Linked DNA regions of Homo sapiens: region 2 is linked to region 1. Evidence: read pairs that join two places in POLR2A ChIA-PET (ENCODE). Cell type or tissue: MCF 10A. All regions are shown on one strand.

What was found. Peaks named below come from ENCODE experiments on the same cell type or tissue, not always from the same donor. Only the 100,000 strongest peaks of a DNase experiment are listed, where the experiment ranks them.
Region 2: POLR2A ChIA-PET joins it to region 1 with 5 read pairs; 1 of 35 experiments calls an interaction of 5 or more read pairs at or near these places.

Annotation. Positions count from the first base shown.
Region 1 is chr5:75,621,792-75,624,291 of GRCh38, reverse strand. The region is part of intron 3 of ANKDD1B (ankyrin repeat and death domain containing 1B); the gene reads right to left. Among named protein-coding and RNA genes, the nearest start is that of ANKDD1B, 12 kb to the right of the region's middle. In MCF 10A, no CTCF peak of the experiment used is centred here; a DNase peak (open chromatin) is centred at 1,561.
Region 2 is chr5:74,894,932-74,897,431 of GRCh38, reverse strand. It overlaps LOC105379039 (a long non-coding RNA gene), which reads left to right. Exons shown (of 4, transcript XR_001742748.2): 2 at 1,518-1,611; 3 at 2,214-2,340. Among named protein-coding and RNA genes, the nearest start is that of FAM169A, 30 kb to the right of the region's middle. In MCF 10A, no CTCF peak of the experiment used is centred here; a DNase peak (open chromatin) is centred at 1,331.

The DNA.
Region 1 (2,500 bases):
TAATCTCAAATTCTGGTCACTTTCTATCACTTTCAAGTACGGGGATCTTGGTGAACTTAGTTCTAACTCTCAGCTTCAGCTTCCTTATCTGCAAACTCAAGTGTCTGTTTTTCTGTTTCCTTTAGCTCCATGAAAAAGTAATCCATTTCCTCAGTACAAGTGCCTACCCAAAGGAAGCTCTCACACTACATTTTATTTGCCTTTTCTAATCAGTTGTGTTTGTGATCTGGAAACTGTTTGTTAGATGTACACAGTATGAGTAAATGACTAAGGAATGAGGGCCTGCAGTACACTTCTATTTGTAAAGTACATAAGCCTTTTGGCATTTATTTTGGCTGCCCCCAAGTTGCATTAATGTATTCTCTTATTCTCAGTAGAATTCATGTTGGGAGAGTAAAACAGCAAGTCCCAAATTATTGAGGCATAACTCTAAACTGGTGATTCTCAACTGGGGGTGATTTTGCCCCCAGGAAACATTTGGAAAAATGTATGGAGATATTTTTTACTGTCATGCCGTGGGTGGGGGGAGGTTAATATTGGCACCTAGTGGATAGAGGCCAGGGACACTGCTAAACATCCTACAATACACAGGGCAGCCCCAACGACAAAGAATTATCAGGCCCAAAATGTCAATAGCACCACTGTTGAGAAACCCCACTCTTAATGTGCATATCCTATCAAATTTATATTTCAGCTATCACTCTAGACGGTGAGTTAGTCCATTTGTAGGTTTACAATTCCAGCATGAAGAAGACTCTTCATTTCTGGACTCTTTGTTCCAAAGAGAAATGATGAACAATGACTGACTACTTGAGGTTCTTCAAAACATGTTCCCTAAACACAATTCCACCTCTTAATTTGGAGTTCCCTACAAGTCAGCGCTCTATATTTAGTAATACTAAATCTGCTTTCAAATAGAGACCAGAAGGCCAGGCACGGTGGCTCCTGCCTGTAATCCCAGCACTTTGGGAGGCCAAGGTGGGCGGATCACCTGTGGTCAGGAGTTCGAGACCAACCTGACCAACATGGAGAAACCCTATCTCTACTAAAAATACAAAATTAGCCAGGCATGGTGGCGCATGCCTGTAATCCCAGCTACTTGGAAGGATCGCTTGAACCTGGGAAGAGGAGGTTGCGGCAAGCCAAGATTGCGCCGTTGTACTCTAGCCTGAGCAACAAGAGTGAAACTCCACCTCAAAAAGAAAAAAAAACCACCAGAAATATTTGAGACAGGTGACAAATCACTCTTTGATAGGAGATCTATTTTTCCCTAAAAGGTAATTCCTAATTTCAAAGCAGCCTACATTTTAAAATTCGAAGCTCCGATCATAAAATCTAAAAGCTGGGAATTCAAGCTGCAATCAACTTGAGTCTCTAAAACCACAAACTCAGAGTGGAGCCATTGTTCCTCAGAGGCAATGAATCACCGCTCACAGGTGTAAACTCCCCGAGAAGAACCTCCATAAAAGAAATTCTTCTGATATAAAACTGGCATGCCTGAGACTACTTAAGACCATGTGTCACAAATTACACTCACAGTTGGCTCACGAAGCTCTGTAAAGTGTACATTGCTCAATAGTCACTGATAACCTGTCCTCATTGCCAGTCTCGTCATAGGTGAGGCCAATAATTTCCTCTGGGGAACACTTCCATGTTAGGAGCTTCCCAGAGGTAAGAAGCTTTGTCAGCAGATGTTTTTATCCTCTGAGCACCACTTGCACCCACCTGGGATTCTTTACACCTGTCTGGAGTAAGAGCCTCCATTTATCCAGTCTGCCTCTTCCCAGGACTCGGGGTTGCTGCTCACTTTGGTCCCTAGCATGCAGTGCCTTGAATGGTACTCAGCTGGTACAGTCTCTGTCCTTGCTCCCCAGATAGACTGTAGGCCCTGCAAAGCCATGACTCTATTTCATACCAGTGCTTCCCAAAAACAATCACCTAGGAATTTTTTAAAAATGCAGATTCTGATTAAGGCCTGGGGTGGGGCCTGAGATCCTGCATTTCTAACAAGCTTGCAGGTGATGTGCATGCTTCAAGTCCTGGGACTACACTTTAAATAGCAATGACTTCTGTCTAATTGAATCCTCAGTAGTTGACACTGAGACATATGCACAACAGCCACTGAATAAATATTGATGGTGAAGGGGATCAACTGTTGGCTCTTTGCAAATGGTGTTAGAACTTAGAAGAAGTCAAACTCAAGGCTCACCATTCAGATAAAGAAGCTGCCAGATTGGGTCAAACATGACCTTGGTTGAATTATGAAAAACATTTTACTAGTTACAGAGTAATGCCACTGTAGATGATTTAATTAGTTATAAATATATTTAACTTAGTGAAACCTTCAAAGCAGGAAAAAGAGACACACCAGGAATTACTATATTTCCCACCTGACATTATTTCAATCTTCAGGCAAAGTTAAGAGAAATAGTCATGCTTCAGAGACAAGGTAATACAAATAGATGTTTAGAAAAACCTCAAGGAGAACAAGTTGGTGAAA
Region 2 (2,500 bases), 730 kb after region 1:
GCCATAAGACTTCTCAACACAACTGGATAGTGGAAGATAGTGGAGTACTGCCCTTAAAATTACCCAGCCAAACCATGAATCAAGTATGTGGGTGGACCAAACCAAGGAAAAGAATTCACTGGATCCAGAAAAAGGAGCCCCAACAGAAAAGAAACAGTGTGGTAGTACAGAAGATCTCAGGGTGACAGCTTGTGCACTAGGGCTTTGCAGCACCTGGTCCAGGCTGCAGCAGTGGGAAAGGCACTGTGGGAGGGAGGACTCCAAGAAAATATGGAAACGATCAATTACCTAATATGCTTCAGCATGGTGGGGGAAAAAAACCCTCAAAAATTGACAGAGCAGATGGACCACTTCAGGAAACATTAAAGATAGGTACATGGAATACATAATGTCTTAAACTATTAATTCCAGAAAAAATAAAAATTTGTACAAGATAAAATATACAACGAATAGGATCATCACCAAACCATAGTTACATTGACATTACATATTTACATATTACACGGACCACTGATTTATCCAAGATTTTTTTAAACTGTGGGAAAAGAGGAGGAGAAGTAGAGGGTAGTAATATAACAGACAAAGTGATCCATCCACCTAATAGGAAATTAGTAGTTTCAAGTTGATAAGTCAAGAAATAATATAAGTATACTACTTAGAAATATGAAAGTTAATGTCAGGGTTTTTTGGGTTTTTTTTGTTTTTTTTTGTTTTTTTTTTTAAGCTAAGTTAGTTCAAAATAGTTGCCTCCAGGAATAGAGGACAGATATTTCCTTTTCTTTTTTTTCTTTTTTTTTTTTTTTTGAGACAGTCTTCCTCTGTGACCAGGCTGGAGTGCAGTAGCATGATCTTGGCTCACTGTAACCTCCGCCTCCTGGGTTCAAGCCATTCTCCTGGCTCTGACTCCCAAGTAGCTGGGATTACAGGCGCCCACCACCACATCCAGCTATTTTTTGTATTTTTAGTAGACACGGAGTTTCACCATGTTGCCCAGGATGGTCTCGATCTTCAAGGACAGATATCATTAACGCCTCTCAGTACTATTTTGAGCACCTAGTATATGCCATGCATATAACTCCCTCTCCCCAAGACCCCAATCATCAGAACCAGCCCACTCCCAAGGAGACATACGGCGATCCTTTTGATCGCCTCCCCCAGGACCCTGCCCCATCCATTACTGCTTCTCTCAGTTTCATCATCAGTCAATCTCTCCCTCTCTACTGGCTTCTTTCCCTTTGCTTATAACCGTGTCCAAGAACTTCCAGCTTGGCAACAGACTAGCCAAGTTTGGCTTCATTCCCTGGATTCTGATCTCATTTCTTGGCGCAGAGTATTGTTGGAATGCTATCTACTGCTAATGAGCCCTCTTTGGGCACAGCTCCAGGACCTCCCACATATGGGTACTTGTTGGGTACTCTGTATACCACAGCTTAGGGCATATAAAGCCAGGCCTACCTGCAGCAATGGGCATTAGGAGTCAGAAGTACAATAACTGTGGAAATAACTTCAAACAATAGAGAAAGAAGAAGGAAGAGTCAAGCATAACACCAAAGGATAGCAGGGCCATTATTGACATTGGAATCTCAGGAGCAGAGGCATTTGGTGAGGGAGGTAAGTAAGATGATAAATTTGGTTTTAAACAAATTGTATGTGAAGCTTATAGAACTGGTAGTAATCAGGACAAAGTGGGCAAATTAATCACAATCCAGGATCAGTGAAATACAATAGGAAAGGCTTTGGGGTTAATGGATACTAGATTCACAGTCTGGCTCTGCCAGTTACTAACTGAATGACTATTGGCAAGTTACTTAACTTCTCTGTGCCTCAGTTTTCTCATCTGCTTAATGGGGATTGTATACTGAATAGAAAGCAGGCATGATGAATTTGAGATATCACCAGGGAAAAGCCACTTGGATCAGAAAGAACAATCTGACTACAGTGTGAAGAGTAGATTAGAGATATCAAAAGTGCAGTTCAGTATCCTGGTTGCAATAGGGCAGAAGACCAAGGATGACAGGCTCAAGGGGTACTTGAGGGAGGGACAATTAGAGAATAGAGAAAAATGGATGATTTAGGAAATGTATGGGATATAGAGCTAGTAGGATAATGTGATTTATAGGATTGGGGTTTGTGTAACAGAAGTGTATTAATGCTCCACTTTTGTGCTTTTGGATCCCTTTACCAATTTCATGCCATGTTTTCACTTCCAACAGCCAATATCTGCAAGGAGATCCAGAAATGCCTAGGGTTTACATCTCCCTGGCAAGGGCCCTACAAATGACTCCTGGTACAGAAGTTTAAAGTCTCCAGCTTCCTTGCCCCAGTCCAGACCGCTCTGAGGTATGACTGTCTCCAGAATTGCTCTGTGGGATTGAGCCTACCTTATCCTCTATGGGATTTTGTTTGCTCTTGAACACTTGCTTGGCTTCCTTCCTTCCCTGTCTCTCTTCCCTGATTCCTTATTGTTTTTTCCTCAAAACACTTCCGAATAAATTGCTCT